Linked DNA regions of Homo sapiens: region 2 is linked to region 1. A link is a contact called in ENCODE POLR2A ChIA-PET data. All regions are on one chromosome and are shown on one strand. The core of a region is the stretch at or near the end of the contact, and the rest is flanking DNA. Distances in the headings are between cores, read along the strand shown.

Region 1 (4,456 bases), core at 579-3,078:
CAGGAGATCGAGACCATCCTGGCTAACATGGGGAAACCTTGTCTCTACTAAAAATACAAAAAAGTAGCCGGGCGTGGTGGCGGGCGCCTGTAGTCCCAGCTGCTCGGGAGGCTGAGGCAGGAAAATGGCATGAACCTGGGAGAAGGAGCTTGCAGTGAGCCGAGATTGCGCCACTGCCCTCCAGCCTGGGCAACAGAGCGAGACTCCATCTCAAAAAAAAAAAAAAGAAAGAAAAGAAAATAAAGAATTTGTCTCAGTTTCCCTTCCAAAATCTGCATCCCAAATGGTCCAGCAGGTCCTGTTAGTCTTGAAGCTACAGCCGCCAAACCCATCTGGGACCTATGGAGAGAGGCAGGTCCCACATGCCACATGCTCCCACCCTCAATGCACTCTGGGTCACTCCTGCCCCCTGCACCCCAATCCCATTTCTGTGCCCTCTTAGTCTTCACCTAACTGGGACTAAGACTGGAGTCCTGCTATGGTCTGAGCCTAAAGATCCTGAATTTTGGGCTGGGCGCAGTGGCTCATGCCTGTAATCCCAGCACTTTGGGAGGCCAAGGCGGGCGGATCATCTGAGGTCAGGAGTTCCAGACCAGCCTCACCAACATGGTGAAACCCTGTCTCTACTAAAAATACAAAAATTAGCTGGGCATGGTGGCACGTGCCTGTAGTCCCTGATACTTGAGAGGCTGAGGCAGGAGGTGGAGGCTGCAGTGAGCCAAGACTGCACCATGGAATTCCAGTCTGAGCAATAGAGTGAGACTCTGTCTCAAAAAAAAAAAAAAATTCCTGAATTTTGGGAGTGGTGGTGCATGCCTGTAGTCCCAGCACTTTGTGAGGCCGAGGCTGGAGGATCACTTGATCCCGGGAGTTCAAGGCTGAAGTGAGCTATGATCGCGTCACTGCACTCCAGCCTGGGCAACTCAGCAAGACCCTGTCTCTAATACTAAAATAAACCAAATCCTGGCCAAGCATGGTGCCTCACAGCTGTAATCCCAGCACTTTGGGAGGCCAAGGCAGGAGGATCACTTAAGGTTTGACCACCCTAGGCAACCTACTAATACCCTGTCTCTACAAAAAAATTTTAAAATTGGCCGGGCACGGTGGGTCACACTTGTAATCCCAGCACTTTGGGAGGCCAAGGCGGGCAGATCATAAGGTCAGGAGATCGAGACCATCCTGGCTAACACAGTGAAACCCCATCTCTGCTAAAAATACAAAAAATTAGCCGGGCGTGATGGTGCGCGCCCGTGGTCCCAGCTACTCGGGAGGCTGAGGCAGCAGAATTGCTTGAACCTGGGAGGCGGAGGTTGCAGTGAGCCGAGATGGCGCCACTGCACCCCAGCCTGGGTGACAGAGTGAGACTCCATCTCAAAAAAAAAAAAAGCTAGTGTCATGCCTGTATTCCCAGATACTCAGGAGGCTGAGATGGGAGGATCACTTGAGCCCAGCAGGTCGAGGCTGCAGTGAGCTGATTACAACATTGTACTCCAGCCTGGGCAACAGAGCTAACCCTGTCTCTCTCTAAAAATAATAATAATAATAATAATAATAATAATTAATTGTAGCTTTCTAATATGGACACCCGCTCTGTGCTCAGCCCCTCAAAGAGAAGCCAGTCCAGTAGAGATGGGGCTGACTGGTGAGGTGAGGACTGGCCCACAGAAGCGAGGGGAATTCAGAGGTGGAATGGGCGTTGCAGCAGGAGCCAGGAAGGTGGGAGAGGGTCGGTCTCAGCAGATTTGGTTGACAAGCACTGCACAGAGTGATCTAAGCTGTGATGAGCGAACTGCGGGCACAGAATACCTACCCAACGGAAGAATGGGGCATCGGGAATCCCCAGTAGAGCCAGGAATCAAAGCAAGACTAGCAGCCGGGCACGGTGGCTCACGCCTGTAATCCCAGGGCTTTGGGAAGCTGAGGTGGGCAGATCACTTGAAGTAAGGAGTTCAAGACCAGCCTGGCCAACGTGGTGAAACCCCATCTCTACTAAAAATACAAAAATTAGCTGGACATGATACGCACGACTATAGTCCCAGCTACTCGGGAGGCTGAGGCAGGAGAATCGCTTGAGCCCGGGAGGTGGAGGTTGCAGTGAGCCGAGGTTGTGCCACTGCACTCCAGTCTGGACAACAGAACAAGACTGTGACACACACACACACACACACACACACACACACACAGAGAGAGAGAGAGAGAGACAGCAAGAATGGCCAGCAGAACCTTCTGCAGAATCTATTCTCCCTTCTGTGCCTGTCTTGGGAAGCTGAGCATGGCTGGAAAAAATTCTCAAGGCTGCAACCGGGTCTCAAGGGCCCTTTTATTGCTCAATGATGACACAAAAGCATTTAGCAATCTCTTGAATGGCCCTAGTGCTTTCCATCTCTGAATTTCCTTTTCTTTTTTTGAAGATGGGGTCTCACTGTGTTGCCCAGGCTGGTCTCGACCACCTGGGCTCCTGCGATCCTCCCACTTCAGCCTTCCCCCAGTAGCTGAGATTACAGGCACACACCACTGCACTCCAGCATCTGATTCTTGTTGCTGTTGTTTTGAGACAGGGTTTCACTCTGTTGTCCCAGACTGGAATGCAGTGGTATGATCATAGCTCACTGCAGCCTTGGATTCCCAGAATCAAATCATGATCCCGCATCACCCTCCCAAAGTGCCGTGATTACAGGTGTGAGCCACTGTGCACGGCACCATGGCCATTATCTTAAACGTTTAGCATATGCTAAAAGATAATCATCTCCTATCTAGGTTACAGGCATCTTCAGACTGCAGACCTCAGTCATGTGTGCCCCGCCTGCTGCTCACCCCCACATCCTGTTGACTCTTTTACAAAATTTCTTAAGTCCAGTCCCTCCTCTCCCTTCCTTCCTTGGGTCCCTGTCCCTTCTGCCACCTCACCCCATCCTTCCCCAGATTGCACTAGCCTCCCCTGCACACACGCACACACACACACACACACATCCTTACCCTGCATTAAAATGATCTTTGTTTTTTAAATGAAATGAGTTTTCAACTGAATGAATAATAATTAAAAGAAAAAATTTTAATTTGTTTTTGTTTTATTTTTTATTTTTGCATGTATGTATGTATTTATTTTTGAGACTGAGTCTCGCTCTGTTGCCCAGACTAGAGTGCAGTGGCATGATCTCGGCTCACCGCAACCTCTGCCTCCTGGGTTCAAGCGATTCTCCTGCCTCGGCCTCCCGAGTAGCTGGGATTACAGGCACGTGCCACCATGCCTGGCTAATTTTTGTATTTTTAGTAGAGATGGGATTTCACCATGTTGGTCAGGCTGGTCTCGAACTCCTAACCTCGTAATCCGCCCGCCTCAGCCTCCCAAAGTGCTGGGATTACAGGCGTGAGCCACCGTGCCTGGCCTTTTGTTTTATTTTCTTAGAGACACGGTCTTGCTCTGTTGCCCAGGATGGAGTGCAGTGGCATGAACACAGCTCACTGCAGCCTCTAAATTCTGGTCTCAAGCAATCCTCCCACCTCAGCCTCCCAAGAAGCTGAGACTACAGGCATGTGCCACTATGCCCAGCTAATCTTTTTATTTTTGGTAGAGATGGCGTCCTGCTCTGTTGCCCAGGCTAGTCTCAAACCCCTGGCCTCAAGTGATCCTCCCACTTCAGCCTCCCAAAGTGCTGGGATTGCAGGCTTGAGACACCATGCCTGGACAGAAAAAAATAATAATAATTCAAAAAACACAAAAGTGAAAACTCAGTCTCTCTCCCACTCAAACATCCCTGTTCCTCTCCCCAGTTTTTAAATATCTCCTAAAGGTATTCTCTGCATATAAAAGCCCATAGGGGGCTGGATACAGTAGCTCACACCTGAAATCCCAACACTTCGGGAGGCTGAGGCAGATAGATCACTTGAGCCCAGGAGTTCTAGAACATCCTGGGCAATGTGACAAAACCCCATCTCTACAAAACATATAAAAACTAGCTGCGTGTGGTGGCACACACCTTTAGTACCAGCTACTAGGGAGGCTGAGGTAGGAGGATCACCTGAGCCCAGGGAGGTTGAGGCTGCAGTGAGCTGTGATCACATCACTGCACTCTAGCCTAAGCAACAGAGTGTGACTGTGTCTCAAAAAAACAAACAAAAAAGCCGGATGCAGTGGCTCATGCCTGTAATCCCAGTACTTTGTAAGCCCAAGGCAGGTGGATCTCTGAGGCCAAGAGTTCAAGACTAGCCTAGCCAACATGGCAAAACCCCGTCTCTACTAAAAATACAAAAAAAATTAGCTGAGCGTGGTGGCACAAGCCTGTAGTCCCAGCTACTTGGGAGGCTGAGGTACGAGAATTGCTTGAACCCAGGAGGCGGAGCTTGCAAGATCATGCCACTGCACTGCGGCCTGGGGGACAGAGTGAGACTCTGTCTCAAAAAAAAAAAAAAAAAGTGCATAGGTACAACTTGCTTTGCAGATGGAAATACACTGCAC
Region 2 (4,957 bases), core at 1-2,500, 5.3 Mb before region 1:
ACAGAAGAGAGCTTCTAGGTGCACCTGTCCAGGGACCACCACCCAGGCTCCGCCCCTGCTGTTTTCCTATGGGAAGAGATAGGATAGGTCAGGGGGATGAGGTGGGGAGGAGGAGGGACCCTGGCATTTCAGTAATCCCTGCGGCAAGCCAGGAGAAGACGGGCAGCCCCGAAAGAGGAATCTGGAGGAGTAGAGAGGGGTCCCCAAGGAACAGGTGGAATCTGGAGGCTCGAGGGCAGGAATGAATGGGGAAAAAAGGGGTGTCTTGAGCTGGAATCTGGAGAGATGGGGGAGTTATTTACTTGGGGTGTACGGTAGGGATCTGGAGAGCAGGAATGGGGTAGTGTGAGTCTCTAGAGGCTACGATGGAGGGAGACAGGGTGTCCCCAAGCGGGGGGCCGAAGAGAGGATTGAAGACTGAATGGGGTGCCCTGATTGGCGAATAAAGATGCGGTAGGAAAAGAGGGGTACCGTTGGGGGATAAGGTGGGAAAAGAGGGGTACCGTTGGGGGATAAGGTGGGAAAAGAGGGGTACCGTTGGGGGATAAGGCGGGAAAAGAGGGGTGCCCAGGGTTGTAGGCGGGCCATGGGGGCCAGATCTCAGAGATCTGGGGTTGGTAGGAGAAGAAGGAAGTGTCCTGATTTGGGATCTGGGGCGCTGAGGGGCAGAGATGGCAGAGAAGGGATGGGGGTGGGTTACTGGGTTTGAAGGACAGAAACAGGAGGATGAGGGGGTGTTTCCAGGCAGGGTTAAGGGTCCTGGGGGTGGAATCTCAGGGGGTGTCTCTGATTGGGTTAGCTCTGGAGTCTGGGGATTGTGGGGGAGGAGAAGACAGGTGGGGAAGGTGCTGGGGGTGCGTCCCTGCCCCCGCCCCCTTCCCCCGCGGTCACCTGCTCGAAGGCCCAGCTCTCGGCTACCCGCTTGGCGCTGAGGTCCAGCAGCGCCTCGGGCCGGCCCCGGCCACGCGCGGCCCCGGCCCCGGCATCGCGCTCCTCGGGTCCCGCGGGGCAGCCCCGGCTCCGCTTGGCCGCGGGGGGTTCCATCCGGCCCGGCCGGGGCCAGGGCCGGGGCGGGGCCTCTTTGGGGGGCTCGGTCCGATGCCCGCTCCGCTTCGCCGGCTCCCGCGCCCCCTGCCCTCCTTCCCGTCCGTCCTCTGCGCTCGGCCGCCCCGGGACCCCTACCGCACCCACCCCCGACCCGCGCCGGGCCGGCAGGGTGATGCGGCCCCTTTAAGACTCTTCACAACAATGAAGCTGCTTCAGCCGCCGCTTTAGCTCCGCCGTCGTCCCGCCCCCACCGCCTGTCCCTATTGGCCCCCCCTCGGCCTCCTCGGCCCTCCCCCGCCATTGGCTGCGCCGCCAGACCCGTGTCCAAGCCTCGCTGCTCACTCGATGACTGCGATGCCAGTCTTTTCTTGTTTACCCAACCAGAGCGCACAGCGAGGGGCGCTGTCAATCACGGGGCGCCAGAGGCCAATCAGAGTGGGAGGACCCCCGCGGCCCAGGCCTTATGCGGAGTTTCGGGGCGGGCCCGGGGTTCATTCACAACATTCCTCCCCCGCCTCTCTTGGGCTGGACTGCGCGCCCCAGGCTTCTGGGGCTGCGCCCACACACGGCTTTGTTTACTGAGGGTCGCTTCCGGGCGCCGCGAGGGGACAATCAACATAGCCCGGCCGGTGAGCGAGACAGAGCAGCGGGATCCCTTGGCAGTGGCTCAGCCCCTCGTCCCTCCCAGCTGTGCGACCCGAGAAACTCACTCAACCTCTCTGGGCACCGGGTCAAGTTTTGGTTCTTGTGGGGGCGGAGGGGTCGCAGGCTCACTGAGGGAGCTCATGCGGGCCGCGGACCCCCTCTCCAGAAACAAAGCTCGGTTAGGGGGTTCATAGGTCATCCCTTGAGCCTCAAAACTAGTATAGTACCCCGCCCCTCCTTTCCATGCCCTAGATACTATCTTGGGTCATATGAAATTGCTAATTTTTTTTTACCATTTTTGGCCTGTTAAAATGGCAATTCCATGAGGTTCACCCTAACACTTAATCAAACCCCAGCACCTCTGAGCATTTTTTCTGACTCAGCTTGTGTAGGCCACCGTCTCTGGCCTGGAAGCTGGCCATGGCTTCCATCACCCGTTCCCGTCCCGGCTCCTTGCCAATGTCCTCAGAGGACCCTGCATTTTTCCTTCCTCATACTTCTCACCATTACCATTTATTTATCTGTTTCGGCGGTTTTTTTTTTTTTTTTTTTTTTTTTTTTTACGGAGTTTCACTCTTGTCGTCCAGGCTGGGGTGCAGTGGTGCGATCTCGGCTCACTGCAACCTGCGCCTCCCGGGGTCAAGTGATTCTCCTGCCTCAGCCTCCCGAATAGCTGAAATTATAGGCGCCCACCACCACGCCCGGCTAATTTTTGTATTTTTGGTAGAGACGGAGTTTTGCCATGTTGGCCAGGCTGGTCTTGAACTCCTGACCTCAAGTGATCCACCTTTGGTAGTTGCTTAATTTCAATCTCTCCCTCTCCACTGTGAGCCTCAGGAGGCAGGAGTTTGTCCCATCTGTGCTTTACTGTACCGGCAGCACCTGGAAGGTAGGCGCTTAACCTAGAACTTGTTGAATGTACCAACCAACACATGCTTTGCCTCCATTCAGTTAAATGATAGGCACAGCAGAAAAAAAAAAAAAACAGTGATTATCCACTCATCCATATGGAAGCCCTAGCTTTTTCTTGGAGAAACTTCGAGTCTCACAGCTGCACCCTCTGGCCAGTCTTCACCCACTCTCCCTGCCACCCCCTCAATTAGTTAAACTCCCCTGCAGACCTGCACTGTCCAGTATGGTCACCAATGGCCACAAGTGGTCTCTGAGCCCTTGAAATGGGACTGGCTGAAATTAGGTTGTGCTGGAAAGGTAAAATACAGAGTGGATTTTGGAGACATAGCAGGAAGGGAACAAGGAAAAATATTTCTTTTTTTTTTTTTGAGATGGAGTGATCTCAGCTCACTGCAACCTCTGCCTCCCAGGTTCACGTGATTATTCTGCCTCAGCCTCCCAAGTAGCTGGGGCTACAGGCACCCACCGCCACGCCTGACTAACTTTTGCATTTTTAGTAGAGACGGGGTTTCACCATATTGGCAGGCTGGTCTCAAACTCCTGACCTTATGATCTGCCTGCCTTGGCCTCCCAAAGTGCTGGGATTCCAGGCGTGAGCCACCACGCCCGGCCTAAAATATTTCATTAAGAATGTTTTCCATCCTGGCTAACACAGTGAAACCCCTTCTCTACTAAAAATACAAAAAATTAGCCGGGCATGGTGGCAGGCGCCTATAGTCCCAGCTACTAGGGAGGCTAGGGCAGGAGAATGGTGGGAACCCAGGAGGCAGAGGTTGCAGTGAGCCAAGATTGCGCCACTGCACTCCAGCCTGGGGGACAGAGTGAGACTCCAAAAAAAAAAAAAAAAGAATGTTTTGGCCAGGCGCGGTGGTTCACGCCTGGAATCCCAGCACTTTGGGATGGTGAGGTGGGAAGATCACTTGAGCCCAGGAGTTTGAGACCAGCATGGGCAACATGGCGAAAACCCATCTCTATTAAAAAATAAGAAAATCAGCTGGGCGTGGTGGCACAAGCCAGTAGTCCCAGCTACTCTGGAGGCTGTGACAGGAGGATCTCTCGAGCCCAAGAGGTTCAGGCTACAGTGAGATATGATTGTATCACTGTGCTCCAGCCGGAGTGACAGTGTGACCGTCTCAGGAAAACAAACAAACAAACAAAAAAACAGAAAACGAGGCCGGGCAAGGTGTCTCACACCTGTAATCCCAGCACTTTCGAAGACTGAGACAGGCGGATCACCTGAGGTCTGGAGTTCAAGACCAGCCTGGCCAACATGGTGAAACCCCGTCTCTACTAAAAATACAAAAATTAGGGCCGGGCACAGTGGCTCACGCCTGTAATCCCAGCACTTCGGGAGGCCGAGGCGGGCGGATCATGAGGTCAGGAGATGCAGACCATCCTGGTTAACACGGTGAAACCCCGTCTTTATTAAAAATACAAAAAAATTAGCCTGGCGTGGGGGCGGGCACCTGTAGTCCCAGCTACTCCGGAGGCTGAGGCAGGAGAATGGCGTGAACCCGGGAGGTGGAGCTTGCAGTGAGCTGAGATCGCGCCACTGCACTCCAGCCTGGGCAATAGAGCAAGACTCCGCCTCAAAAAACAAAACAAAACAAAACAAAACAAAAATCAGCTGGGCGTGGTGGCGGGCGCCTGTAATCCCAGCTGCTTGCGAGGCTGAGGCAGGAGAATCACTTGAACCCAGGAGGCGGAGTTTGCAGTGAGCCAAGATTGCACCACGGCACTCCAGCCTGGGCAACAAAGTGAGACTCTGTCTCAAAAAAAAAAAAAAAAAGACAGAACAAAAGAAAGCAAATGTTTAGTGTTGTTAACATGTTGAAATTATATTTTAGATAAACTTGGTTTAATAAAATACATTATTAAAATTGATTTCATATATTTTCTTTTACATGGTTTCAGGACATTTAAATTACGTATGTAGGCTGGGTACAGTGGCTCAGGGCTGTAATCCCAGCACTTTGGAAGGCCGAGGCGGGCAGATCATCTGAGGTCAGGAGTTTAAGACCAGCTTAGGCGGGGCGCGGTGGCTCACTCCTGTAATCCCAGCACTTTGGGAGGCCGAGGAGGGCGGATCGCAAGGTCAGGAGTTTGAGACCAGCCTGGCCAACATAGTGAAACCCCGTCTCTACTAAAAATACAAAAAATTAGCTGGGCCTGGTGGCGGGTGCCTGTAATCCCAGCTACTTGGGAGGCTGAGGCAGGAGAATGGCGTGAACCCGGGAGGTGGAGGTTGAAGTAAGCTGAGATCACAGTGTTGCACTCCAGCCTGGGCGACAGAACGAGACTCCGTCTCAAAAAAAGAAAAAAAAAAAAAAAGACCAGCTTGGCCAACATGGTG

What was found. ChIA-PET counts read pairs that join two places held with the same protein, here RNA polymerase II (POLR2A).
Region 2: POLR2A ChIA-PET joins it to region 1 with 11 read pairs in activated CD4-positive, alpha-beta T cell. The contact joins the promoter of ZSWIM4 here to the enhancer-like site in region 1. POLR2A ChIA-PET finds 5 or more read pairs at or near these places in 3 of 52 experiments (activated CD4-positive, alpha-beta T cell, activated CD8-positive, alpha-beta memory T cell and naive thymus-derived CD4-positive, alpha-beta T cell).

Annotation. Positions count from the first base shown.
Region 1 is chr19:8,516,068-8,520,523 of GRCh38, reverse strand. No RefSeq gene overlaps it. Among named protein-coding and RNA genes, the nearest start is that of ZNF414, 4.1 kb to the right of the region's middle. RefSeq lists an enhancer at 2,536-2,595. Within about 2 kb of position 1,828, at least 5 of the 41 ENCODE cell types and tissues checked have a DNase peak (open chromatin) inside an H3K27ac peak, as active enhancers do.
Region 2 is chr19:13,791,736-13,796,692 of GRCh38, reverse strand. ZSWIM4 (zinc finger SWIM-type containing 4) reads right to left here and starts at 1,250. Exons shown (of 14, transcript NM_001367834.3): 1 at 892-1,250. The coding sequence starts at 1,044. RefSeq lists an enhancer at 587-656 and silencers at 897-1,106, 1,127-1,616.